Regions from separate parts of the Homo sapiens genome. Here region 1 is linked to region 2. A link is a loop called in an ENCODE intact Hi-C map of the cell type or tissue named here. Cell type or tissue: heart right ventricle. All regions are shown on one strand. Links, peaks and the distances in the headings refer to the core of each region. The heading gives the core; the rest is flanking DNA.

The links. A loop is a pair of places that touch in the nucleus more often than their neighbours do. Peaks named below come from ENCODE experiments on the same cell type or tissue, not always from the same donor. Only the 100,000 strongest peaks of a DNase experiment are listed, where the experiment ranks them.
Region 1: it touches region 2 in a loop (4-fold over the local background); 26 of 110 quality-filtered maps call a loop at or near these places.

Annotation. Positions count from the first base shown.
Region 1 is chr22:27,633,716-27,647,924 of GRCh38, reverse strand. No RefSeq gene overlaps it. Among named protein-coding and RNA genes, the nearest start is that of CPMER, 74 kb to the left of the region's middle. RefSeq lists enhancers at 5,004-5,937, 8,190-8,993, 8,994-9,798, 10,011-10,511, 13,432-14,025. In heart right ventricle, for the core only: no CTCF peak of the experiment used is centred there; DNase peaks (open chromatin) are centred at 8,225 and 10,624; H3K27ac peaks cover 1,406 bases.
Region 2 is chr22:27,783,937-27,798,778 of GRCh38, reverse strand. It overlaps MN1 (MN1 proto-oncogene, transcriptional regulator), which reads left to right. Exons shown (of 2, transcript NM_002430.3): 1 at 1-2,016. Among named protein-coding and RNA genes, the nearest start is that of MN1, 10 kb to the left of the region's middle. RefSeq lists enhancers at 1-49, 6,909-7,885, 12,855-13,382. In heart right ventricle, for the core only: a CTCF peak has its summit at 4,282; no DNase peak of the experiment used is centred there; H3K4me3 peaks cover 7,388 bases; H3K27ac peaks cover 5,167 bases; H3K27me3 peaks cover 1,479 bases.

The sequences.
Region 1 (14,209 bases), core at 6,210-14,209, 160 kb after region 2:
ATAGAATGTCTGGAGAATAGGAGTTCAGAATCACTGACTTCCTTGGAGCTGGCTCTGCAAGTTTTCAATATGCCGTTCCTAGATTGCCACCACCTTCATTTAACAACTCTTTACTGTTGTAAAGCACCTGCTATGTGCTAGGCACTGTTTTGGGCTACTTGGGATAAACCCATGAACTAAGCAGGCAAAAATTCCCGCTTTCTGGACTTTGCCCCAGGGACGAGGCAGGGCCTGGGACTAACACATAGTGAACTGATAAGACAGGTGGGAGGTGAGTGCTATGGATTTTTTGGCATAACCATGTACTGCCTGTGTTCTTTACTTCATATTTTTCTTTAAGTAGACTCACTTTAAAACACACAAATATATTTTTAAAAGGAAGCTATATATTGCTGAAAATAATGAGAAACCAATATCGGTGTCCGCCAGCAGAAAGTGTCTTCAAAAATGAGTACAATGGGCCAGACACGGTGGCTCATGCCTATAATCCCAGCACTTTGGGAGGCCGAAGCAGGTGGATCACTTGAGGTCAGGAGTTCAAGACCAGCCTGGTGACACGGTGAAACCTCATCTCTACTAAAAATACAAAAATTAGTTGGGCGTGGTGACGGGCATCTGTAATACCAGCTATTTGGGAGGCTGAGGCAGGGGAATCGTTTGAACCTGGGAGGCAGAGGTTTCATTGAGTCAAGATCATGCCACTGCACACCAGCCTGGGTGACAGAGACTCCATCCCAAAAGAAAAAAAAAAAAAGAGGACAGTGGGTGCAAGCCTGTAGTCCCAGCTACCCTGGGAGGATTGCTTGGGCCCAGGAGTTCGAGGCCAGCCCAGGTAACATAGCAAGACCCCATCTCTAACTAAAAAACCAACCAAAAAAGGGCTGCAGTCAGTGGCTCATGCCTGTAATCCCAGCACCTTGGGAGGCTGAGGCTGGTGGATCACTGGAGGCCAGAAGTTCGAGACCAGCCTGGCCAACATGGCAAAACCCCATCTCTACTAAAAATACAAAAATCAGCTGGGCGTGGTGGCGCATGCCTGTAATCCCAGCTTCTTGGGAGGCTGAGGCAGGATAATTACTTGAACCCGGGAGGTGGAGGTTGCAATGAGCTGAGATCACGCCATTGTGCTCCAGCCTGGGCGACAGAGTGAGACTCCATCTCAAACAAAAACAAAAACAAAAACAAACTAACTAAAATAAATAAATAAATACAAATAATCGAACAAAAAACCCCAAAAAAAGAAGCACAGTGGAAATAAAATCCTGTAATGAGAAACCTGGCTTGATGCTGTTCCTTGTCTCTTTGGGAGCATGAGGACTGCATGCCCCCACTCTTTGTTGTGAAGGAGAATTGGCAAGTGTCGGAGCCACCACAAGCAGACAGGCTATAAAGAAGGTGAAAAAGAAAAAGAAATGATTTAAATATCCTCCCTGTACCACTGAAATCCTCGGGCCTGGCCTCAGCCTGCCGCTCCAGGGCCCCAGCAGGGAGGACCTGGGTGATGTTAGGGCAAATCACCTTACCTCTTTGAGCATCAGTTTCCCCATCTGGAAATAAGGGGATGATGAAGGCACCTTTCTCCTGGCACTCTTGTAGGGATTGATTAAAGTAAGTGCTTCAGGTGAACTGAAAGATTTGCAATTCCTTCTAGGCCTATAGGGACGGTCATTCCAGGCTGCTAGGGGGAGGGTCCCTAGGCCCAGCGTAGCACCTCCCTGGCCATCTACACCCTCACACCTTCTTCTCCACCTCCTTCTCCACCTACTTCACCTGGCCCTGGTGGGAGCTGGAAGGGTTGCCTCATCTAGGCTGAGCCCTCTGGAGTAATTTACGGGCCTGCAGTCCCATCCTCCCTAGTTTCTCCCAGCTGGGAGGCTCTCATCTGCCTGCCAACCCCCAACACCTCTGTGTTTCATGCCCATTGAGATTTAGGGTTCCACCATTTTCCTGAAGGCAAATCGGGCCGAGGGGAATTTTAATGCAGCTTTATCAGCTACATCATGCTCACTTTACTTGGCAGGGAAATTGCCGGTGGGGGGTTGGACAAATGCTTGGAACAGGCGATAAACTCCCAACATCTGTATTCCCTGCAAGAAGGGGCTGTGGGCCCTGAAGACCCTAGGGAGGCCTTGAGTTCAGATGGCTTGAAACTCCCTATCATCCACATCTAAACCTTCCAAAGGATCCAGAACTTCTCCAGGTAGGAAACTCATTCATTCATTCAGTCATTCATATGTGTAACTCATTCATTCATTCATTCGTGTGTTCCTTCAACGAGTATTTAACCAGTGCCTGCCCTAGGCCAAGCCCTGGGGGTCTAGTTATGAAAAGAACGTGAATCCTGCCCTCTTGGACCTCACATTCCTATGGGCAACAGGATTCCCTTGTCTCAGGAAGCCCAGGAGGCTGTGAGAGCCCGAAGAAGCAGCTGGCCCCACCCGGGAAGTCCCAGAAGGCTTCCTGGTGTTGGTGGTGATGATGGTGGTTGTGGGGCATATAAGTGAGCAACTGAAGGACAAAAAGGAGCATCTAAGTCCAGGAAGGCTTCCTGGTGGTGGTGGTGATGGTGGTGGTAGAGAATATAAGCTGAGTGACTGAAGGACAAGAAAGAACACCCAAGGCTTTGGACGATGGTAAGAACTGTGTTCTAAGGTGGTGGGGAGTCATTAAGGAAGTGGAATGGAAGTCAGCTGTGAGGAGGGAGGGGTCAGAGTGGACACAGGGAGGTAAGCGAGGAGGCCGCTGCCCTGTCCAGGAGACAAGAGAGGACTGGGGATGGAGCGAAGTGGACACACCTGGAAAATTTATGGGGTGGTATCCGTGGGACCTGGACCAGGGCAGAGGGTTTGTGGCTTGGTGGGTGTCAGTAGGGTGGGGGTCCTGGACCTCAGACCATCAGGGGACGGTAAAGAACATTTGTGCTGGGCGCGCTCTCGCTGCATTTGTTTTTCTTTGGCTACCCTGACTCAGAGTTGAAAAATCTCTTGTATATCAGCTAGGCGGCCTTGGCGTGCCCTGGGGTGGACCCCAGCTCCTGTCTTCTTTCCCAGTGAGATGGGAATGAGGGTTACCCTTGCAGCAAAAGCCCCACCCTCCCACTCCAGGCAGGGGGCTGGGGGCATGGGAGTCCACGACCTGGGGTGGGGCAGCGGAGCCCTTGGGGGCAGAGGTGAGGGAGGGGTGACCTTTCTACTATCTCTCAGTCCAGCCCTCTGGTTTGATCTGGGGCCCTCTGTGTGTTCTTTTGTATAAGGAAGACCTTGAGTTTCTCTCTGCAATGCTCACTCCCTCCTTCCCGCCCTACTTCCGTCCATCCACTCAGTCCTTATTTACGGAGGGCTCACTATGTTACAGGCACAGTTTTAGGCACTGGGGATACAGCACAGGATGAATCAGGCAAAAATCCCAGCCCTGACCTCATGGAGCTTACACCAGAGCAGAAGGATGACGAAGGATAAACAGAGTAGGCTAAAATATATAATATGCCAGAATAACAATAAAAATAAGGCAGAGGCAGCAAAAGAGAGCAGTGGGGTAGTCAGTGCCCTACTGAACTGAGATCCTGAATTACTTCATACCATTTCCACGCCTGGCCTGTACTTTACGGATACACTACCTACGCGTGTATCCATAAAAGGTATACTGTGCGGCTTGGCAGGTTTTAAAACTTTCTATAAATGCAAGCATCCCATATGCATATTCTGTGATTGCTTTTTTGGCTCGACATCCTATTTTGAGACTGATCCTTGTTGATACGTGACGCTCCAGTTGACACACTGTCACTGCGATAGACTATTCCGCAGTATGAATATGTCACTACTCATTGAGTCATCTTTCCGGTGATGGACACTTAGGTTGTTTCCAATTTTTTTTTCTCTTACCACCCAAGCTGTAGGAACTTTCTTATACCAGTCGACACCCCTGGACTCCAGTGTTTTCTAAAAGAAAAGCACCTGGCGACAGAAAGCCAATACTATCTGTCAAATTGCCCAACATGGTCTACAATGACGACGATGATGATGTTGAAAAAAAAATAGCTCCGGGGACTGAGGGCTTCTTTCATGTAGGATCATTCCAGTCACATTAGCCCACCACCTCCTTTCCATCCTCATATGATAAAAGGTAGACTCCAGGATTGTTCTCACGTAGCAGACACAGGCCCGGAGAACAGGGAGGTTAAGCAGGTTCCCTAAGGCCACTCGACTAGGAAGGGACAGCTGGAATGCCAACCTGGACACTCTGAGCGTCGCCACTGCACTGCCTGGTCCCTCTCTCTCCATAGCTCTGCTCCATCAGAGTGTTCTCATTATATCCCTTAAACACCCTCAGCATGGTCCTGCCTCTAAGCATTCACACCAGCTGTTCCCTCTGTCCAGAATGCTTTTCCAGTCTCATCTCCAAGGCTGCCTCTCAGACCCTTCCTGGATCCTTTCCTCCTTTCTTTTCTCTCTTGTTTTTTTTTTTTGAGTTAGGGTCTTGCTCTGTCTCTCAGTGTAGTGGTATGATCATAGCTCAATACAGCTTCAACCTTCCTGGGCTCAAGCGATCCTTCCATTTCAGCATCCTGAATAGCTGGGACTGCAGGCATGCACCACCATGCTCAGCTAATTTTTTGATTTTTTTGTAGAGACCAGGTTTCACCATGTTGCCCAGGCTGGTCTTCAACTCCTAGGCTCAAGTGATCCACCAGCCTCAGCCCCACAAAGTGCTGGGATTACAGGCGTCAGCCACTGTGTCCCACCTCTGGGCAGTTTCTTGATCTCATTTATGGCTATAACCTAGCCTAGCATGGCACAGACTATTGTAGATGCTCAGTAAGTGATACTTTGACAGAGTGCTTGCACCATGCCAGGCTCTGGGCTGAGTGCTTTGCAGATATAAGCTCATTTCACCTTCACAATTATCCCTTGAAGTGGGAAGATGGTTTTCATTATACACCAAGGAGGAAGAGGAGGAAGAGGATCAGGGGCTCTCAGAGGCATTAAGTAACTTGCCCAGTGCACGCAACAAGGGAAAGCAGAGGCCAGATTTGGAACCAGGTCTGCCCTGCTCCATCTCGCCACTGCCTCTCCATGTCTTCCTGGGGACTTGAGCATCACAGAACTCACATATCAGAGTTTGGTGATGACGCCTTCACTTCACAAGAGGGGAAAGTGAGGCCCAGAGAAGGACCAGGACTTGCCCAGGATCACCCAGCGAGTTGGTAGCAGATAAGGTCAAGCTCTTGTAAACTCCTGGACTTCCCAGGCCACTGTGACCCTGGCCACGCTGGCTTGGTATCCATGGCCCATCAGAATGAGGGTGACATGTGCTGCATCTCTCTCTCCACATTGGGGGCCGCTGGCCAGGGATGTGGCTGAGAAGGTAAAGCGAGAAGCCTGGATCAGAGATGTGTCTGTCACTGTGACGGGACGCTCAAGGCAGATCCATTATTCAGGTCATCAGGCTGGAGCCACCAGGCAGGCGAGGGAGGCCTGCTGCAGCCGGACGGTCAGCTGGCAGGGCCGAGGGGGGGCTGCAGGTCCCCGGGAGCTGTCACTGCTGACTGATGGATGGGGACAGCTTCCAGTCGCCGGCCATCCCCGCCACGAGCCCCGTGGCCATCTCTGCGGCCGCCCACGCTGGCCTCCCGCCCGGCGCCTTGCTTTGAACGTCCACAAGGCCTTTTGTTCTCGCAGCAGGAGCTGGGCAGGCAGCGTTGAGGGGCCCCTTTCAGAGGAAGGAGCCGCCTGCTGGGGCCTCCCCCTGCCCTCGACCCCTGCTGTGTTCCTCTAATTACCTGTGGGCAGGAGGGGCTGGCTGAGGGGTCCAGCTGAGCCCTGAGGAATCTGCTGGGGGAGGGGGTGGTGACGGTGGTGTGGCCATAGAGGCCTCAAATTCCAACCCAAAGAGATCGTCCCGATCACAAATTGGAAACTGAGTCCCGGAGAGGGCAACTGCCTTGCTTGAGGTCACACAGCGAGTTAGAAGTAGGGCTTGGTCTGGACCCAGGGGTGTTTTGACTCCCCAAGGTAAGAGGTGGGAAGAGAACTGGTGCTTAATAATTTTGAACACCTACTTGACACCTGCCATCTTATTGAATCAGGTCCTTCACTTCCCAGCTCCGGGTCCTCAGGCAGGTCAATTTCCTCTCTCAGCCCCGGTTTCTTCATCTATGCAACACACTTATTTACCAAGGACCTTTTCTATTCAAGACCATGACGAGACATAAATTAGACATGGTCTCTAGCCTCAAGGAGCCCACCAATAGAGGGAGTCTGTAGATGACTTGGCACCCGTGGTAAGTGCTGGGGTGCATGGGTGGAGATGGCTGTGGGGCCTCACAGGGGACAGGAGGGGCCCACGGAGGGCACAGTGTCTGCTGATTTTATCCAGGGAGGTGGCTTTGAAGAGCTGCAGATGATCTCCTGGCTGTGAGGAGCCACTGGAGGAGCTGAGGCAGAGGCAGGGGGTAGCCAGGAGTCTACTGGAAAGGTCCAGGCAAGAGGTGATGAGGGCTAGGTCAAGCGGCAGTCCCTGAACCTTCACACAGTCTGGACTTTGAACCAGTGGGCCTCAGACTCTTGGTGTAGCTGCTTTTTGGTGGTTCCTTAAAAAGCTAAACATAGATTTGCCGTATGACCCAGCAATACCACTCCTGGGAATATGCCCAAAGGAATTGTAAACAGATACTTGAACAGATACTTGTACACCCGTGCTTGTAGCAGCATTATTCATAGTAGGCAAGCTGTGGAAACAGCCTAGGTGTCTATCTACGGATAAATGGATAAACAAAATGTGGCATATCCATACAATGGAATCTTGTTCAGCCATATAAAGGAATGAAGTTCTGATACATGCTACAACATGAATGTACCTTGAAAACATTATGCTAAGTGAAAGAAGCCAGACACAGAAGGACAAATATTGCGTGATTCCACTCATGTGAAATATCTACAATAGGCAAATTCACAGAGACAGAAAGTGGTTAATAGGGGGCAGGGGGAGGGGGAAATAGGAGAGTTACTGCTTAATAGGTACAGAGTTTCTTTTTGGGGTGATCAAAAAGTTTTAGAAATAGACAGTTGTGGCTGGGCATGGTGGCTCATGCCTGTAATCCCAGTACTTTGGGAGGCAGAGGTGGGTGGATCACATGAGCCCAGGAGTTCGAGACCAGCCTGGGCAACATGGCAAAACCCTGTCTCTAAAAAAAATACAAAAATTATCTGGGCATGGTGGTGTGTGCCTGTAATCCCAGCTGCTTGGGAAGCTGAGGTGGGAATATCCCTGAGAGTGGGAGGCAGAGGTTGCAGTGAGCTGAGATCACGCCACTGCACTCCAGCCTGGGTGAGAGAGCGAGACCCTGTGTCAAAAAAAAAAAAAAAAAAAAAAGAGAGAGAGATGGGGTGATGGTTGTGTGACATTATGAATGTACTTAATGCCACTGAATTGTTCATTGTATAACTCATTGACATTGATTTAATACATTGCATTGAAATGGGTGAGTTGTATGCTATGAGTTTAGCTATCTCAATGAAGCTAAATTCAAAAACCAGGGCCGGGCGTTGTGACTCAAGCCTGTAGTCCCAGCACTTTGGGAGGCCAAAGCAGGAGAATCGCTTGAGCTCATGAGTTCGAGACCAGCCTGGGCAACATGGCGAAACCCCATCTCTACAAAAAATACAAAAATTAGCCAGGTGTGATGGCACACACCTGTAGTCCCAGCTACTTGGGAGGCTGAGGCAGGAGGGTTGCTTGAACCTGGGAGGTGGAGGTTGCAGTGAGCCCAGTGAGCCTGGGCGATAGAGCCCGACCTTGTCTCAAAAGAAAACAAAAACAAAAACAAAACAAAACAAAAAACCAAATGAGTGGAGTTCGTGGGTTGGAGTCCTGAGGCCCTCAGTAAAATGGGAAGAAGGGAAAGTCATCTTAGGGGAGATGAAGGCCACGGTGTGTCTGATTTTGCAAATCATGACTGGCTGCCCATGTCCCTTTGCTGTGGACATTTTCCGTTTTGGGAGATTCGAGCCCCACTCCTAGGCTGACTTGCTGTGTGCCCTTTGCTGAGTTGCACAACCTCTCTGAGTCTCAGTTGTCTCATCTATGTATCAATCTATTTGCTTCAGGCTAACCATTTGCTGGGCACAGGGTCAGACATTTGCTCTGAATCTTTCTTTCAGTCCTCACCCTATTTGAAAGGAGAACACAAGGGCCCAGGGAGGGTGGGAGCCTTGCCAGGAGCTCCTAGAGAGTGTGGCTGAGACAACCTGAGAGCTTGGCCTGGGGCTGGCCCAGGGTTTGCCTCAGTCCTCATCTCCCACTGGCCCTGAGAACTCCTTACCCAGCCCCGCTCCCCTCCCCTTTGCATCCGTTTGGAGTTGGTCACGGATTTTGTTCCTTCTGCAAATGATCTCCATGTGTCACGGATTGGGTTTCCCCTCGTCTGGCCCTGTCCCTCTTGGGACCCCAGGCCCCCCACGGGCTGATGCAGCTGGACGGGGCCTCCCCAGCAGCTCCGTGGCTCATTCTGACCCTGAGATGGGGCCCAGGCAGGATGGGGCCTGGGCATCTGGTTTAACCATCAGAGCAGGGGCTTGTTTCGGTTTTAATGACGCATGGAGACCTCGGGAGAGGGAGAGGGAGCCGACTGGCAAACGGGGTGCAGAGAGGCAGCAGGGCCGATGGGACAGCGGAACTGAACAAACAAATACCGGAGCGTTAATGGGGGACTCTGCGGCCGAGAAGTCGCACTCACACTCATGCACGTGTGTAAGCACACACACGCACACATGCTGATGGAAAAGCCACCTTGCACACACCTACTTGCAGACGTTCCCGCCTCCTTCGCTCTAGCCGTCTAAATGTCATGCTGGTCTCCGCACATTCTCAGTGCCGTCCAGCCCCTCGGCCTTTGCCTAGGCCGGCTCCCCCACCTGGAATGCCATCCCTGCAAATGCCAGTCCTGCGGTTTGCGATGCCCGTGCTTCAGGGAACCCTTCCCTCATCCCACCTCCCCACCACCAGAGGCGGGGCCCCTCCTCCTCAGGCCTGTGGGTGGGGGAGAAGCCGCAGACAAGCTTCTGCTCAGCTGCATGGGTGCCCTGTGATCTTGGGCAAGTCCCTTCCCCACCCCAGAGCCTGAGTTCCCAGTGCTCCATCTGGAAAAGGCAACTCCACACCTCCTGCCTTCCTGGGTTCTCGCAACCGCCTTACTGTGATTGTCCCCATTTTGAGGCTGAGAAAAGAGAGGTTCAGAGAGGTTTAGTAAGTAGTCCAAGGTCACCCAGCTGGTTAGTAGGAGACTGGCTGAAACCCCAGTACCTATGCCTTCCCCTACTTCTGTTGCTGAGAACGGTCAGATCAGCCCAGGAGTCAGACAGACCTGTGCCGACTGCCCCTTGGGCAGAGTCAACTGGGCCCTCATTGTTTCTCGGCTCCCCCTTCATTGTTATTCTGACAGGGGCATGTGATTCACAAGAGCTCATTTGCTCCCAGCCCAGCCAGGGGTCCCTGAGCATCTGCCAACCCCTCTCTGGGCCTCAGCCTCCTCATCTGCAGGTGGAGAAGCGTATTCCTGCTCTCTTGACCCTACCTGCCATGCTAGGTGGTACTTGGGGTGGGAATAGATGCTTCCAGTTCTCAGCAGAGGAAACTGAGGCTCAGGAAGGCCAGGGCGGGGCTGGGATTCAAACCCATGCTTTGGACTTCGTGCCTGGCTTTGTCCATTGACCCCAGACTGCCTTCTGCCTCTAACTGGCAGGTGCAAACCAAGCCTGGGGGGTGCCATCCACCTTGTTAACCCCTTTACTAATCCGGGCTTTGGAGGGTTTATCAGAATAAGCATGAGGGCTGGGAGGGTTTGGGAAGGTGGTCTGGGGAGGGAAAGACTCACTGGGGACTTGGGGCTCCGTGGATCTTTCTGCCCAACTCCCAAGTTCATTTCATCTGTCAAATGGGCATACTATTACTGCCTGCTTTGTAGGTGTTGGTGAGGATGAAGAGGAGTTAGTGGTAAAATATGCCCAGTGCTGAGAATGGTGCCTGGCCTATCCACGCTTCATGTAAGCATTGGCTGGTTACCAGCATCGAGTGTTAGCATTATTTATTAATCATTGGCTTGGAATGACATCTGTTAGGCACCGGGGCTGTCTTTTTAGCAAAGACCTAGTTCACTGTTACAAGGACTTGGGGTTGACTCAGGGTATGGCAATGGCCTTGGCCTCTCCAAGCCTCAGTTTCTGCATCTGTGAAATGGAGATGATACCCCCAGCCTCCCTCACCCATCTTTTGCAAACATAGTCTCTAGCTGTTCCAAGCTGCCAGATGCCAGATCTGCTCAGAGGCCCACACAGGTCTCTCAGCTCATCTCTGACAGCGAGTCTCCACCCCAGGGCTCAGGGAGGCCCAGGAGGCCAGCTTCTCCAGGGTGGGTGGTGGGTACTATTAGACTTCAGTGCCTGGTTTCTCTAACTGCGGGGCTGGCTATGGCCAGGCTGATCCTCCATCTAGACTGAAAATACCCGTGCAAATCCCTCCTGTAAAATCCTCGGCCCCCTCCTGTGGGGCCTCCTGGGGACATGCCAGAGGCTAAAATAAGACCTGAAGTCAGCAGAGGCCTGTCCCCGGCTGCCACCTGATTCTACCAGTCCCTCAGGGACTTGGTGCTCCTGGCACAGACGGATTCTGAAATGACCGTCAGCAGGCAAGTGCCAGGCTGAGCCATCTCCAGTCCCTGAGGAGTTTTAGGATGCAGATTCCCTGGACTGACTCCATGAGGTAGAGTCAGTGGCTCGCAGTCGGGCCCAGGGAAACTGTGTTTTATAAAACTCTCAGGAGGTTGTGCTGACAGCTAGTGTTGGATGTCCATGTTCCACCGCCATTGATACTGACTTCTGTTTGCTTATTCATGCCTTTGTCTCCTTTTCAGTGGTGCTGGGAGCCTCTAAGGGCAGGGCTGGGTTTTCTGTCTGTCTGAGCAAATGCTGGGTGAAATGATGAATGAATGAATGAATGAATGAATGAATGAATGGACAAATGAATGAGTGGATAAGCAGCTCCCTGGAGAATTTTGGACCTTCCCTGCCACTGATGGGGGTGAGAGCTTTGGGGCTGATATTCCCCTGGATACCTGAGCTCAGTTTAGAGGTAGGAGGAGGCATTTTTTTCAGATTGCTTGGAGCCCTCTCCTCCAGGGAGCCGTCCCTGATGCCTTCCCCATCTGCTGTGCCCCACATCCCCTACTTTCCCACCCATCTCATGCCCTTCCCTTGTTTGTTTCCCTCTGCCCAGGACCCACCTTATGCCTGACTCAGGATGCTGTCAGTAACTGTTGAATGACCATGCAGATGAATGAATGAAGTATCTGTAAGACCAAATCTCTCCTTGGCTTTGCCTTCCAATAAAGGGAAGTCTTGGAAGAAGATGCCCCTCTCTTGCCACACTCTGCCTCCCCAACCGTTGTCTTTACTCCAGTCCTGCCACATTTTTCAAGTTCTCTCCATTTTCTCCAGCCACCAAGCCTTTGCACCTGCTGTTCCTTGTGCCTGAAACTCCCTCTGCCTTTGCTAATTCCTTCTTCTCCACATCTTTGCTTCAATGTTTTGGCTGTGAGTTGCCCTGATTGCTCCCCCAAAGCCCCATGTTCTCGCCAAAGCTGCCACCTTCCTTCCTACTTAAAGTGTGAGCTCTTTGATGCAGAGGCTGTATCGACTTCATTTCTGCTTCTCCAGCACCCAAGCCGGGAATGTTTGTTGAATTAATGCATAACCTTGTTAAAAAGCCTCAGCTGTGCTTTCTAAAAATATTGGTTCTAAATCCCAGCATGGCTGGGGGACCCAGGCTGAGGATCCCAGAGACGGGTGAGGCGTGGAGGGTACAGATGTGTCTCTAGGACAGGGCCTTTGACAGGTCCTGCCAGGCCTGGAAATGCTGTTCCATCGCCCAGGACCAGAGACCACTTTTCCACTGAGCAGTGGCTCTCTGGCCTGAGGCTGCACTGACATTCCCATCGCCAAGCTGTCCATCTCTCCCAGAGTTCACAGTGGAACTGAACTGGCTGGAAGTCAGGTAGTGAGGGGTGGAGAAGCAGAGGATGAGCCTGCTGTATGAAGCTCCAAAGGGAGGCTGAAGAGAGAGAGTTCTGGGCTGGGCCCCCACCTGCCCTTGAAACCTGGAGGAGCAGCACCCAGGAAAAGCTCTTGGTAACTTCTCAGGCCCATGTGAATGTCAGGGTTTATGATTATCATCAGGTGACAAGTTCTCATGGTCTGATCCATCTTTCTGAGTGATGGTGATGATGGTAGTATCTCCATTGATTGACAGCTCATGATTGCCTGGTCTAGGGCTGAATGCCGGGGAGGTGGAGAAAAATAATAACACACCGACCACACAGATTGAGTATCTTGAATGTGCTGGGCACTCTTTTGATTGCACTTTCTATATGACCTCATTTAAACCTCTTGAGAACCCAGTTTACCAATGAGGCAACTGAGACCAAGAGAGGCTAAGAGAGTCTCTTAAGGTCACAGAGCTGGGAACAGACAGAGGCAGGATTTGTCTCAGGGCCTCTGTGCCTCTGACCACGATAATATGTGGTGTCTGGGTTGGTCATAGCCCCTGCATTGAGGGGGCCAGGCACTCCCACACTAAACTCTCAAGCTCCTGCAGCTCTTTCGTTCCAACAGGTGCACGCATGCCTTCGTGTCTTCTCTCACACTTATTCAATCAACAAACATTTGTTGAGTACCTACTATGAGCCAGGACTGTTCTCGGCATTGGGCTATGGAAAAAAGTACCCCATGCAGAGGAGATGACTTTTGAGCTTAAGTTATACTCTGGTACGTGCCCGAAGGCAAAGACCAGGTAAATGCACTCACCGTATGTGTGTGTGTGTGTGTGTGTGTGTGTACTCGTGCAAAATCAGGGAAGCCTTCCTGGAGGAAGAGAAGTTGAAATCGGGACCTGAAGGAGGAATGGGAGAGAGAGGGAGCTGGTGAGGGTGCAGCGGCAGGGGGACAGGAGAAGCTCGCATGGGCCGGATGATTGGGTTCGTCCCACCCCCAGGCCTTTGCTTGGTGTGTTCCTCTGCCTGTGACACTTTTCCCTCTTCTTGATATCACTCCTGCTTCCTTTCCAAGTCTCAGGTGAGACATTGCCTCCTCCAGGAAGCCTTCCTGATGGTCCCTCGGCTGGGTCAGTGGCCTCCTCTAGGTCCCTACAACTCCCTGTGCCACCTGAATTGCTTACTAGGCTGTGAGTTCCCACAGGGCATGGCCGGGTCTGGCTCCCGTCAGTGCAAAGGGGGTGCCCAGTGAGTAACTGAATAAATGAGGGAGTGAGTGAAACTGCTCCCCACTCTGCTGTGCTGAGGGTGAAGCCTGCAGAGCCTGGTGCCTGCCCAAGGGATCCACAGACACAGCTCCCTTCTGCCCCCAAATGGCCCCACCCAGGGAATTCCCTCAGACCCAGCTGATGATCCCATGTGGACCCACATAGGACCGGGCAGGGGAATTGATCCCATCTTTCAGGGCCAGGCTTCATCCAGTGTGCCAACTGCTTTTGATCTGATCTTCTCTTTGGCTGTTTAAAACTTCTGCCAGGATACACACATATGTTCCCACAAAGACACACCCAGACACGGACACACGCACAGGTACACGCACCCGCAGACGTGGACGCACGCACGGGCACACGCACCCGCAGACGTGGACGCACGCACAGGCACATACACAGGTACACACACCCCCACACAGACATGGACACACACGAACACATATTCAGACAAATACACATGACACACACCCAGAGACACATATGTGGACATGCACACAGACATACATGGATGCATATACATGGAAACACACAGACATGCACAGACACACATGAGCACACATAGAATACATACACACACACACAAATACACACATTTATGAGCTCTCGAGCAGGAGGGCCACCATTACGTCTTCCCCAAGGTTGTTGTGAGGATTAAATGAGCCAAAGCGGTGAAAGTCCAGCTTCATGCAGGCTCCGAGTAGGTGTTCAAGGCCATCATGAGTGTGGGACCCCTGCAGTCATGCAGGACCTTGAGCACAGAAGGGTCCACGCTTGGTTTAATGCCCTCCTGTCACCATGTTGAAATCCTTAATATTTGAACAAGAGGCCCTGCATTTTTATTGTGTGAGTCCTGTGAGTTCGGAGTTGGCGTTGTGTGTGTTCCTAGTTTAACTGGCAG
Region 2 (14,842 bases), core at 1-8,000:
TGGTGCATGGCGGCCCGGTGGGCGGCTTGGCCCAGCCGAACTTTGAGCGCGAAGGCGGCAGCACGGGCGCCGGGCGTCTGGGCACCTTCGAGCAGCAGGCGCCGCACTTGGCGCAAGAGAGCGCGTGGTTCTCAGGTCCGCATCCGCCGCCCGGAGACCTGCTGCCCCGTAGGATGGGCGGCTCGGGTCTGCCCGCTGACTGTGGCCCGCACGACCCCAGCCTGGCGCCCCCTCCTCCGCCTGGTGGCTCGGGGGTGCTGTTCCGGGGCCCTCTGCAGGAGCCGATGAGGATGCCCGGAGAGGGCCACGTGCCCGCGCTGCCTTCACCGGGCCTGCAGTTCGGGGGCAGTCTGGGAGGCCTGGGTCAGCTGCAGTCGCCCGGGGCGGGCGTGGGGCTCCCCAGCGCTGCTTCGGAGCGCCGGCCCCCGCCGCCGGACTTTGCTACGTCTGCGCTCGGGGGCCAGCCGGGCTTTCCGTTTGGTGCAGCCGGCCGGCAGTCCACGCCGCACAGCGGTCCAGGCGTGAACTCGCCCCCCAGCGCGGGAGGGGGCGGTGGCAGCTCTGGTGGCGGCGGTGGCGGGGGTGCCTACCCGCCGCAGCCTGATTTCCAGCCCAGCCAGCGCACCTCGGCCAGTAAATTGGGCGCGCTCTCGCTGGGCTCCTTCAACAAGCCCAGCTCCAAGGACAACCTGTTCGGCCAGAGCTGCCTGGCTGCGCTCTCCACCGCTTGCCAGAACATGATCGCCAGCCTCGGGGCCCCCAACCTCAACGTGACCTTCAACAAGAAGAACCCGCCAGAGGGCAAGAGGAAACTGAGCCAGAACGAGACCGACGGCGCGGCAGTGGCCGGCAACCCGGGCTCGGATTACTTCCCAGGAGGGACTGCTCCTGGGGCCCCAGGACCCGGAGGCCCGTCCGGGACCAGTAGCAGCGGCTCCAAAGCCTCGGGGCCGCCCAACCCTCCAGCCCAGGGGGACGGCACCAGCCTCTCCCCCAACTACACCCTGGAATCCACGTCGGGGAATGACGGCAAGCCGGTCTCCGGGGGCGGCGGCCGGGGACGGGGTCGCAGAAAAAGGGACAGTGGTCACGTGAGCCCTGGCACCTTCTTTGACAAGTACTCGGCGGCTCCGGACAGCGGGGGCGCACCTGGGGTGAGCCCAGGGCAGCAGCAAGCGTCAGGCGCAGCCGTCGGGGGAAGCTCCGCAGGCGAGACGCGCGGGGCACCGACGCCCCACGAAAAGGCGCTCACGTCGCCATCCTGGGGGAAGGGGGCTGAGTTGCTCCTGGGGGATCAGCCGGACCTCATTGGGTCCCTGGACGGCGGGGCCAAGTCGGACAGTAGTTCGCCAAACGTGGGTGAGTTCGCCTCGGACGAGGTGAGCACGAGCTACGCCAATGAGGACGAGGTGTCGTCCAGCTCTGACAACCCCCAGGCACTAGTTAAAGCGAGCAGGAGTCCCCTGGTGACCGGCTCGCCCAAACTCCCTCCCCGTGGGGTAGGCGCCGGGGAACACGGACCGAAGGCGCCCCCGCCCGCCCTCGGCCTGGGCATCATGTCTAACTCTACCTCGACCCCTGACAGCTACGGCGGCGGTGGGGGCCCGGGCCATCCGGGCACTCCGGGCCTGGAGCAGGTCCGCACCCCGACGAGCAGCAGCGGCGCCCCGCCACCCGACGAGATCCACCCCCTGGAGATCCTTCAGGCGCAGATCCAGCTACAGAGGCAGCAGTTCAGCATCTCCGAGGACCAGCCTCTGGGGCTGAAGGGTGGCAAGAAGGGTGAGTGCGCCGTCGGGGCCTCAGGGGCGCAGAATGGCGACAGCGAGCTGGGCAGCTGCTGCTCCGAGGCGGTCAAGAGCGCCATGAGCACCATTGACCTGGACTCGCTGATGGCAGAGCACAGCGCTGCCTGGTACATGCCCGCTGACAAGGCCCTGGTGGACAGCGCGGACGACGACAAGACGTTGGCGCCCTGGGAGAAGGCCAAACCCCAGAACCCCAACAGCAAAGAAGGTATATGCACACTCGTTTTCCTCTCACTTCCCGGGTGACCCGCCCCATCCCCAGGGCAGGACTTAGCCTTCGCCTTTTGGGGTCCTTTGAGGTTTGGAGGGCACAAACCCTCCTAATCCCCAACTAGGAGCTGGTTATCCCACCTTTGCTTACACCAAGGGCTGTGAGGACAGACCCCCCCACACACACTGCCCCCAAGCCCCCCACATGTTACCAGGTAGATTCTAGTGCCACAGGGTGGCAAAAACTTAGATGGCAGCCCTTTGGGAATCTTGTAGAGTACCCCGCCCAGCCGCCCCCACACCCCCAGTTTTAGCTGAATTGCCCCTTCCCTTTCACACTAAGACCCCTCCCCACCCTCAACATTGAGGCTGGCTCCACTTTTTAGCAGCTGTGTGCCGCCTTCCCTGGCAGGACACCTGGGAAGTTGTGTTAACGCCTCCCACCTTTTCCTAGTTAGTCAGCCTCTAGCGCTAGTTCTTTTAGGTGCCAGCATTTTTAGGAAAAAAAAGTTACCAGCCCTGGTGTCGGCAGCATCACTCAGAGGCAACGCCTAATTTGACATTTGTTCCTAATGAATAGCTATTTTGTCTCTTCTTAACTATCAGAGTTTCATTGAAAAACGGGAGACCTGTGGGGGTTGCAGGAGGCAGGGAACCTTTTCAGGGCGCATCCCCTTGACATTTGGTGGGGTTGGGGAGGGGGAGTGCTGGGGTGGGGTCGGCTTGGACATCATTTGTGTATGGGGATATGGATATATACTCTTAAGACACAAAGGATCCGTGTTTGTCAATATCTCGCTTGGCTTTGGTGACAGATGTCCTGTCCCAGCTTTCGTTTGCATTCTAAGCACCCCCTCCCCACCAGGCCTGGAGGCCTTTAAGGTGGGAGGGGTGGGGTTAGTAAATGGGCTGCCATTCCAGTTAAAGTAATAACAGTTCTTTTTAACCTAAGGATGACTGGGTTGCCGTAGATATTTATTTTATCTGAATGGAGGTTTAAAATGTCTGTATATAAAGTGCGTGTGTGTGTGTGTGTGTATATATATAGGTGTATATATAGGTATGTGTGTCTATATATGTATCTATATATATCTAATGGCTTCTTAAAATCAGGTAACATCATTTCTTTCTTTCTATGTCTTTCTTTTAAACTATAGTTGAATTCCCTTGGTTTCCCTAGACAGACTATCACCATGGAACCAGTGGCTGGCATTTTAACCTTGTTTTTGAAAATGTGTCCCCCCCCAGTGCAATTCTTGCCCTCTTTTACAGTTCTTTCCTCCTCTGCCTTCGTTTCCCTCATCCTCCCCACATCCTGCCATGTCTTGACCCTGGATTTAAGGTGAGGGTAGGTTTTAGGAGAATGGCATGGGGGCTGGGGGAGGCAAGAGGAGAGGAAGCGAGAGTGGGCTGGGAGTTGGGTGGTTCAGAACTTGGGGCTTTCAAGGCGCGCATCCCGGGTAGCTTTCCCGCTTAGGTTTTCTAATTCATGAATGCGGCCTCTCTGCTTTTTCTCTTTGTTCCGCGGTTACTGCCCAGCCCAGGACGCCCGGGACGCACTCTCTCATTTGAAGCCGGGTGTTTAGCATGCACAGCAGACGCTGCGGCCAGCATCAGCATTCTCCAGGCTTCTCCCAGGCAAGGCCATAAATTGGTTAGTTTGGGACCCTCAGCTTCTTCTCCCTTTTTTCCCCCCCTTTTTAAAATCGAGTTGGACACAGCCTCCTGCTTGCTCCCCCCACCCCTTTATTTTCTTGTACACGACATCTCGATCTGGCCCGATCGATAGCTGGTTAGCACAAATCTCAGCCCCTGTCACTTCTACCTGGCCTGGCCTGGCCTAGCCGCCCCTCCCCCTTCCCCTTCTCATCCTCCCCTCCCACTCCTAGTAATTAAGAACATATTGGCCAAAATGAGGTGAGAAAAGTTAAAAAAAAAAAAAACAACAACCCTGATTTAAAGAATCCATTTAAGAAAAACAGTAGCACTTCATCTTCAAGTCTTTTAAAGGGCCTTCATAGACTAGGTGGACAGGTATAGGGTCATTTTAATGAGATTTTTAGAAGTTGTCTCTCCCCATCCCCTTTCCAGTCCTTCCTTTAGAGATGAAGATGCAGGCTGTGAATGAAGAAATGTCACCAAAGAAATGTTTTGTTTGTGTCATCATCACAGTCAGATGAATGAAAATATTTTTTAGAAACAGATGCTAGTCACTTTAGGGTTGATTTCTCCTGTAAGCTAAAGGAAGCCCTCCCCTGCATGCGGGGCGACAGGGACTTCCATCAGGGACCAGCAGGGCTGGCTGTCTTATAAGCACCAGCAGGGACACCCACTTGACCTCCTTTGTTTTCTACTCTGTGGTGTGGGAAGGACAGTTTCCTCGATAAAGCAGCGAATTGAGGTCACTCGAAGCTTCTGTAGCCTTGGGGTTGCTAGTTAAGGCTTTATAAGGTATCTGCATCTGAATCCTGCTCCCTTACTGGTAGTAAATAAGGATGATTAAACTTTTCATTATGATAACACCCTGTAGTTCCATCTGCACACGTTGTATAAATAGGTACACAGAGCTTTCTACAGGCCCCTGAGTCCCCTCACTGAAAATCAGAGTGAAGTGTGCCACTTCGAAATAGAGACAGAAAAAAAAATCATAGCAAAATGTTCTGCTTTTCCTTTAAAAACATGCTCATGGTCCCATTAGCCTTGAGCAGTGGTGTCCAATGGCTTTGAATGGACCTTCTCTAGGTACCAGCCCCAGCATTTTTTTTTCTACTCCCCTTGCAGGCAAAGCCCATTTTTGTAATGATATTTTATTTTGTCACGCCGTAAAACATGCCAGTACTAATGTGATTAAATATTAACACCGTTTCTGAAATTCTTCGCTCCAATGACAAAATACTAGTCGGTATTTAACAAAATGATCCGTGCTCGGATTGGAGGGAACGAATAAGTCTTCAGAACTGTACAAGGCGTGCAGCCACTGGGACGTGCCCAGATTGTCTTATGGGCTTGAGATGTCCTTTGGAGGGGAGGGAACTTGACTGGCAAGTTGTCGTTCTCGCAAAGTCTAGGCCAACATCACATGGGATGATGATTTTTTTAAACCAGGAAATCTAGCTAGTCTCTCCAAATCATGCTTCTCTTGACTTCTTAATCAACCCACCCAACAACTTTTATATAATGCAACTTTACCTCTGAGCATGAGGCTCTATTTGTACAAAGTTGTGGTGGGGGAAGGGTGAGATTGTGGAAAGGAAAAAAACAAAAAACAAAAAACAAAACCCAGCCTGAGTTTGGGCCTATTCAAACATCAATTAAATTGGTGAGAATTATATGGATTTAAAAAGAGTTTGCAAAATCATCCGCCTATCTTTGTAACACACTATAGAAATGATCCCTGAAAGTATAGTCTTCATCCACCTATCTTTGTAATAGGTGTGTGGCTACGGAAGAATTTCAACACAGAGAGGAGAGATAATGATAGATTATAGATAATGCATATTAAGTTGGAAAAAGTACGTTTTCTCCCCTCCTGCCCCTTACAATTTTCAAAAGTTGAATTAACCGTATTCTGTAATACGTTTATCTTTGCCAAACCTCCTTTCCCCTGGTAGCTCTATCTTGAAACCCAGGGCAGTCTTGAAGTACTCTTTCACATACATTGAAATGGGAGCAGTCTCGGTACACACTCTGCAAGCAATCCTGCCCTTTTTGGAAGTATGATATTTTTACAGTGATGCCAGAGAAATTTTTGGAATTTCATGCTTCTCTCAGTGTTGCAGTCAGAACACAGTAACAGCACTGAGCAATCCTAGGCAGGCAAGATTTGAACATGGAATTTCTTTAGACATAGGGCAGACTTGGGGCGGGGGGGCAGGTAGGTCCTAGCCTCAGAGCAAAGCACTGTTTTCCTGAGAGAATTTTTAAGGCTCATTTGAACTTGTTTGGGGGAAGGCAAAGAGCTTTGCAATCCTGTTTCCCTGTGAAATTACCCAGCACGAGTTGTATGCCTTCATGTGACTTTTGCGCCTCCGGAAGATGTAACCCAAAACTTCGCAGGTGTTAATAAGGGATAATGTAAACAGATAGGGCCCCCTTTGTGCAGCTGACGTTTGGGCCTCCCTGCTCCCTGGATATCCCAGGACATCAAACTACTGTTCTTTGGTGCTTGTTTAATATTTCATGGCTGTAATAAACCTGTCTACTTTGCCCGCCTCCTGACATAAAACCCCAACCTAACACACATCTGCAATCATACATTTCTACTAAATATTAATAAAGGACAAGGATGTTTTAAGGGGCTGAAAGCTGGCAGTGTTGAACTTGTCATGGTTTTCTACCACTGGGTTTTCTGGCTGTTTTGATTTTAAATAGCCATTGCTTTCTAATATGCAAAATATATTTATATATTCATATATATATATATATATATATATATATATATATGCAATTTTTATAGATTGAAGGGCTTTCCTCAAGTATAGCTTTCTTTAATATAAATTCATTTAGATTTCTTGTGAGGCCCCTTCAGACCGGAAATAAGGAACTATTGAAATGTACTTCTAGTTTATTGAGGTTTCTAGGAAAGGAGTGAGAGTTAGTTAATCTAATTTCTCTTTCTAGCAAGGAAATTCTATGATTCCTGATATGATTTTGTTTGCCTGACAGAGGTATTTAAATTTCCACAAAGAATCTTAATAGGTTTTGAAAATGCGGCTACTCTTGCCAAGAAGTTACTTGATACCCTGTGCTGATATAAAATATACATTTTTAATAAATAGTCCGGCAGGACCAGGTGAAATTAGAGGAGGAAAATTCTTCCCACTGTGGAAGGGCCAACTTGAGTGGGTCACTGGGATTTCACAGGATCTCCTAAACTCACTTTATGCTGGAAAATGTAGCAGAATCACTTGTGACCCGTTTCTCTCCACCTGAATGACAATGACGTCGGATTGTGTTCTTTGCCCAGGGAGTGATCAGCTTTGCCGAAAGCATTTAGGAGAGATAAACACTCTTGGTAAGGAATACTGTATTTACCTCTGTTTGGTTATTTTTAGAGATTAAAAGGCTGTAGCTTTATATAATAGGATCAAATGTCTGGGGAGTGTGTGGGAGCAAGCAGGCCTCCCAAGCACACCGCAACATAAAAACACCAAATCCTCTCATGCCAGAGCGGTCCTCTGTTTGTCGGAGGGGGTGGGGGGCTGCAACCAGTGGTTTCACCTTCTGTCCTTTTCTCACTACCCGCTGCTTGTTCCACCCAGTTCTCTGGTCTGGAGGGGCCAGGATCGCCCAACCTCATCATTTTGACTCAAGTCAGGATTTTGACTTGCCGACGATGTGTTTGTTTTAGGATGGTGTCTATATTTAGGCGCGTCTTGGGTGGACAGATTTGAGTGTGGGATTTGATCGCTCTTGGTGGAGATGTTGATGTATACATGAGTGCGTGATTGAGAAGAGGGACATTTGGAGGAAATTTTTCAAGCCTCCTCGCCTTCTCACACACACTGGAGCCAAATGAAGTGGTCTGGGGGCCAGCTCGAAAGAGCACAGCTGAGGTGGGTGGAAGCTCTGGGTCTGTATCTCAGGGGAGCAAAGCAGGGCCCCATGCAGTTCAGTGTGTGAAGAAGCCCCCCTCTCTCCCCCTCGCCCCATCCCAGCATCCGCATATATACATATGCATGGCCGAGTGTATTTCCATCCAATCTGGAGTCACTCCTCCAGTTTACCCTTAATCTGCTTTCTGAAGGCGAGCGGGGAAAGGAGCTCACCCTTCAGTCTCAATGGCCTTAGCTGACAGGTTCTGATTCTGTAAAGGACTGAATGAGCGTGAGTCCTAAAAATAGAGGGAGGATTTTGAAGATCCTAATTACGAAATCTCAGCCTCCCGGGCCTCCTGGGCTGTGGGTGACTTTGATCTGGAGTATTTCAGTAGCAGACGCACGTCGCCCCTCGCTGGGTTTTGTGCGTGAGCGTACGTGGAGGTGTCTCTCTGGCTGAGTTCAGCTAACACCAGTTTCCTGCCAGGAGAGGAATCTTTGAATCAGTGCCCCCTCCCCTTCTTTACTCCCCCCCCACCTACCCCCACCAGTTGTGGGAAGCGGACGCTGCTTCTCATTTATGGAAATTCCTAGCCTTTATTGTAATCTTTTTGTACCAACGACGTGGCGGAGACGACACTGGGCTTTCAAATTAGTCATGGTCCTGCCTGCAGGGACCCTCTGTGTCCTGATGCAGAACAGCTCAGCCACAGTCCCCAGCTCAGAGCCACCCAGGGCCCCGAGAAACTGTGAACAGGCCTCAAAAGGAGAGATGGTTCTGGGATCCTGGCACATTGTGCCCGATGGGTCACCCCGCACGAAGGTGGCCCTGGTCATTTCCTGCCATCTTCCGATGACAGGACAGCATGCAGCCTCACCTGGGTGATCAGCCGCTTTGCAGAGCGTGGGTGAGATGATACCCTGCCAAGTGTGCGCTTCAGGGGGCAAAACCTCCAAACTTATTTTGTGACCAGGATTGAGAAGCAGAGTTAAGTTTCATTTACTTGTGTGGGGAGGGACTTTTGAAAGGCATCATGTTCTCGGGATGTAATTATTATAGGATGCTGAGACCCGCTTTGTGTGCCGGCCTTCATTTTAATCAGCAGCCTCCGAGGTTTGAGCAGCCAGTGAAGTATCTGCTCCCAACCCGGTGTTTGCCCAAAAGGGCACAGAGGGGAGAAATGGCCACGGGTTTCTCCCAGTCTTGAAATCCAAGGGGTTGAAACTGGGTTCCCGATAGCTTCCAGTTTGGGCCTGACAAGACCATATTGGACTGGCACCCTAGGTACCTCCTGAGTCAGGACTTGTCCTAGCCACAGCATCCCAAATTGTCATTCTCTCTAGGCTGAGAAAGCTGGTGGGATTTCATAATCACCACTTCCTTGAGAAGCCGGAGCAGAGAGAACTTTATAGTGATTGCATGCGTATCTTTTCACGATTTACGCATCATCGTAGGGACCCAAATGCCCTTTAAACATAAGGCAACTGAATCTAGCAGTTTGGAGGTCTTAGAGCATTTGTAATAACATGCTGGCTCTCTGTGAATGTCCCAGAAGGAACATCTTCCATGGAATGGACTTGTCCAAAAAGGGAGAAAAAATTCCCCAATAAACATCCCCATATAAACTCACATTGTTGAGGGAAATCACGTTTTCGTGTTCTCATCTTGAAAGCTCTGAGTCCAGCGAACTCACCTTGCCCTACTTCCCCTGGAGTTTATAGGATCAACTATGTGCCCAGAAGCTTCCATCTTATTCCCATCTTTGATCTCTCTGTGGAAAATCTTGGACTCCCCCAAAATGTTTGCTCCTAGGATTTTGCTCCTTCTGTCTATCTCGGTTTCTTGGGCTACAGTTTGACTTACCTATGCTGGTATTTGGTTTGGGAGATGCAAGGTGTGTTGGGAAATAGTTTAGGGAAACAGGGAGACCCCTTGGCGGAGGCGTATTTGGGACCCATTGCTATAGAAGATCTTTGGAAAGTTGGGGACTTCAAAGATACCCACAAGAGAACCAGGTCTTGTTTTTATCCTGCATGTCTCAAAAACAATCTGCATAGTTACTCAGAAGTATATGGCCATGGTCATGTCTTTGGAGGAAACGTGGACTAACTTTGGTGCTGAGGCACCCTTGCAGCTTTGTTTTTCCTGCTCGCTCTTCGAGCAGCCTGACTCATGAGAACTAAGTGGCCCGTTGATGCATTCAATTGTGAGGATTTAAAAGTAGTTTTTTTCTTCTCAGTGCTGAGAAGAATTTAAAGAGTTTTGGGCATGATGGTTTTGTTTGATCTCAACACTTGGGACAAAAATTTCCCTGGAGTGACACCGTCTGGGGGGGTCTTTCTGATGCCACTCGTTTTGCGTGGTATGACTAGGAGAAATCTCTCTGCGTCAAAGTTGAGGGCCCCAGTGTGCCTGGTCTGGTTTTCTTGGTCCTATTTGGGAACTCCTGGAACGTGAGATGACAGTTAATAAGTGAACCCCTCCACGCATGCGCACATGCGTACACACGTGCGTGCACACACACACGCGTGCACACACACACACATAACTTCTTGCTCATCCAGTCATTCAGGGAAGGATGAGATGTCAAAAAAAAAAAAAAAGATATGACCCTTTTCAGTTACTGTGAAGCAGTGTTTTCAGACGCCCTTGGATCTTGGAACACAAGCATTGTTGAGTGATTGGCAGCGACCACCAGGAGTAAAATACTTCTGAGGGACCATCTTATGATCAGAGAAGGGGTGGGGAAGTCGGCAGAAAACCTAGCCTGCTTTGAAATCCCCAAAGCTCAGTCTTCCAGAGAAAGCAGGGGTTGGTTGAGAATTTGCTGAGAAGTTAGTGGGTTCTTCCTGGTCCCTGTGTGCTGTTTGAAAGCGTCCTTGCAAGTTTTAGGGCCCCGATCCTGATGTGGACACTGTAGGTCCTCATTTCCAAATAAATCAGAAGGCAGAGAGAGAAGCACCTCCAGTGAGGAAGACTAGATGGAAATTGGGGTGCGGCGTATTTTCTCAGGATAGGGGCATGGCAGAGGGACGGATGGGGCAGGGAGAAATGCGTCAACATGAGTTGAAGTGTCGTTTACTGACTCTTGGGGTTCGCGAGTGGAAAATAATTTATAAATGTGGAATTCATTTATAACAACATCACCTGGGCTAGGCTGAGGGTGTATGAATTACTTGGCGGCTGGTGTCGGCCGTCACAAAGGACAGAAGGTTCTTGCCCAAGCTTTCCCTGTGGGGCTCGGGGCTCCCACATCGCTGCACATGCATGGGGGAGGTAGATCCGGAGGACCCAGCCTGAGACTGGATGACCGCATTGTGGGTCTGTTAGCAGTCAGGACCCGTTTCTGTTGAGTTAGTGGCCGAGGCAGGCTCAAGGGGATGAAGACCCAGATGGGCCCTGGGTAGGTCAGGACCCAGACGTGCCTGTGGCCAATTCCTGCAGAGGAGCTGGTCCCTTGAGGCCCAGATCCTTCCATAAAAGAGGGATGATGGGGGTGGGAAAAGGGAGTGACCTTTCCCCTGGTGATCCTGTAAGGTGGCCACTAAGGCTTCCCTCCTAGCAAGACCCTCAGGGATGATCTTGGCTTTCACAGACCTTGTAGGCAGGTCCCAATGCCTTGAAATGCAAGTGTGCCCCATGATGCCCTCCCACACAATATATATATTTTTCCTTTCTCTGAATGGTAGGCAAAAAGGGGACCAAAGTAAGTGACAAATCCAGCAAGAGGAAGATTTCCCTGACTTGAGATAAGCCAAGTGTGGAAAGGAGCTGGAGAAATTAAGAGTCTCTTCTTTCCTCCCTTCCAGGAGACCCCAGGTCCAGCCTTCAGAAGCCCTTAATGCTTTTGCAGTGAGACCTAATTGACTAAAAACAAATTGGCCATTTTCATCCCCTGCAATGTAACTTTTGGCGATTGTTTAGTATTTGAAGGAAGGGAGGCTGCAGATCAAAATTTGGCTTTTTAGAACAGGAGCAATTTCACGATCCTTATGCCATGACTATTTCTAAATTGTCTGGGCAGAAAGCTTTGAATGCCTTTTGCCGGGCTTTGCTTGCGTGCACACACGCACGTGCACGTGCACACATACCACACAGGCCTGAGAAGTCTTAATAAGAAATGAATAAATAATTTTCTCCCCCAAGAAGAAGCTCATGCAAAGTTTTGGCCTCGTTCAGTTTGAAGTAGACGCGTATTGATCTCCATGCGGTCAATTTTTGCCGAATTTGTAATCCTGTTAGGCCTCCGGGAAAGGCATGATTAATTTACTTGTACATTTCACTATTTTGGGTCAGTTTAGTTAATAAGCATTTATTTTGTGCTCAGCGCCTGTGAAGCATTTTGCTGGGATTAGAAGTGTGTGTGTGTGTGTGTGTGTGCGCACGGGCATTAATGGGCCCGGATTGCCTGGCATAGAATAATGGCCACCAGTAGTCTAGGTTCCCACCACCTCCTCAGGACAGGAAGAGGAGGCGAGTGGCGCCTTTCACCATCACTCGTCCAGGAGGAGGGAGAAAAAGCCCAGTCGTTGAGCAAACCCAGCCTCCCAGAACCTTGGAGACGGCCAAAGAACACGGGCTTCCTTCTGGTGCCTTGGTTCTCCGACCCTGAGAGTTTCCCAGCATTAATTCTTAATTGACTGGGAGTTGAGCACTCGTGTGGGCCAGAGGTCTCTGCACATGGGTGGACAGTTGGGAATCTTCAACCTCTTTGCAGTACCTTTTATGCTGCTTCCTTGACACATGGTGGTGGTGGTGGTAGGAGGATGTGTGTGTGTGTGTGTGTGTGTGTTTAACTTTTAAGAAATGCATCGTTTGACTTCCAAAGAAGGAAGAAAAAGTATGCATAAGTCTCGGAAGCTGAGAAAAGGAATAACAAAGCAAAACAGCCCTCAGCTTTGGCCTTTCCTAACACTGAGTCTGTAAAGGGGAGCATGTGTCATTTTGATGGTGCGAGCACTTCAGCCTGGCTTCTTTGGGGGGCCCCCCTCTTCCTCTCTGGGCTCCCCACAGCCTTCCTGTCTCTCTGCCTTCAGAAGATGGGCTAAAATTCCACTCAAAAAACAACCATCAAAATGCCAGGGTTCGGCCATAACAGTTTTTGAGAAATGGTGTTTTCGGCACCCCCCACCATTTGCTTAATTCCTCGCTCATCTCGTCGGTTCCCACCAAGGCCTTGCCTTTGCAGAGTGAGGGCCAGACGGAGTCTTTGCGGCGCTGAGCCAGCCTGAAATGAACTGAAGGCGCTGAGGAAACAGGCATTTGGAGAGATGAGGATACAATTTCTTTTTTTATGTGGGCCCGTTAAAGTCTAATGGACATTGGTGTCTGGCCTTAAATTTGGAGAGGGTCTTTATCTAACCCTTAAAACTGGAGTCGTTTCCGGTAATTACGACACCCCAGGCAAGACCACTAAATCTTCCAGAGGCTTGTCTGGATGGCCGTGGTGGGGCTGGGAGGGGCCATGGGGGGGGGGCACACCTGTTACCTGTATCAGCTATAATTATGACATTTCTAGACTCCTGGTTTTAAAGGAAGAATTTATGGGCTAGGTAAAGCCGGAAGAGAGCAGCCAGAGGCGTTCTGGCTTATGGCAGCGAAGTTGCAAGAGCCCCCACGCTCGGTGCCCATCACGGCCCCTGCATTTCCTTAATGAACTAATTTAGTTCCCCAACATTTGGTATTAAGTAAGTAGTTATTTTGGGAATCGAAGAGAGAAAGAGCTGGAAGACTTTAAAAAAACTTTTTGGAAAAAAGAAAAAGTATTGCATTTTTAAGTTTGAGACGTCTTGGCGTCCAGGCGTAAGATGTGGGGGAGGACTCCTTTGGTGCGACGTGGCCGGACGTGGAGAAGCGGCCGGCCCCATCCCTGCCTGTGTTTTTGCTTCTCGACAGAGGGGGTTTTTCCGTTGTTAGGAACGGCGGAGGCCACAACACCCAGACTCCGAGCAGTTTGTTTGGAAGTATTGTTTAGATTATTCTCGCTTTTCAAATTGAGACAAACTTGGTTTAATGGGAAAATAGCAGTATTACTATCTTGGTGTGTTTGCTTTAGCGTTTAAAAATAGTTTGTTTTCATATCCCAAATTTCATCCTTTCCTTGTTTGCTTGTTTGATGGAAACCCGTGTGTGTGTGTGTGTGTGTGTGTGTGTGTGTGTGTGTGTGGCGGATGCCAGCACGCACATCTATATAGATGCCGGCGATCAAATAGTTGCAATCGTCCAACCAAAAAACGATTGCAATTTTACATCTGGCTAAAGGGACTCATACCATTTGTTTTTAACTTAAACCATCTTGTCCCTTCCTTCGGCATCAGCACACCACTCCCCAACTCCCCCCGACCCACAACCCAGCAGTATTTATTTCTTCCTTAAAAAAAGGAATGCCGGCCTGTTCGCTAAGGTCCCTGTTGGAATAGATTTTCAGAGGTTATGTATTAAATGTGTTTGAGGGCGATTTCAGCCCTCAGCCTGGTTGTCCCAGTACTAATGGTAGCAGGGCCTATTACAGACAGGCAAAGAATATTGTAAATGGCTTATGCAGAAAAACCATTTAGATAAAAATGCAATTTTCCCCTCTGCATAGAGTGCTAAGAATTAATAGCACATTCTTTCTAAATGGGTATTTTTATATTATATTTTCCCCCTAATGAAATTCTTTCCCCAAACAAGAGCATGTTTCATTTTAAACTTTAGAGTAAAATTGATCTGTTTTTAAGCCTGCAAAAACTGGTGTCCTAGTTCTCAGCAGGCCCCTACCTTCCCTCCTCTGCGTCTGAGATTTTTGACATTAGATTGTGTAGCGGATGGTAATGGCGGTTGTGTTTTTTGACAGTCCATCCACATTGAGGCTGAAATAGAGAGAAAGGCTGGGTTTGCCCACATTTTGGGTGGATATGGGGGTGTTTGGCGGTTTCAACAAACAGAGAAACTGGTCCTGAAATCTGAGCCGTGTGCACTCAGGCCTGGCCTGGCCTGGGAGGAGGCTCAGTTCCCTGCTCCCTGGGAGTGCCTGTGATCCCCTAGGTGCATCCCCTGCTCCTGGCTTCTGTATGACTGCAGGGGAGATCCAGGGTCCCCAGTCCTGCTCCCCTTTATACGACTTCTGGGAAAGGGGCTGCTTCCAGCTCCCGAGTACCCTCTGAGGGGCAGTTCTCAGGGGCCGGCTCTCTGCCAAGGCCTCTGTGGCCATTTTGGGAGGAATGGAAATTCAGAACTTCTTAGAAGGCTGACTTCAGGCAGACCAGCAGGAGCCTGCGGCGGCATCATCGTGGAAAGTCTTTGAG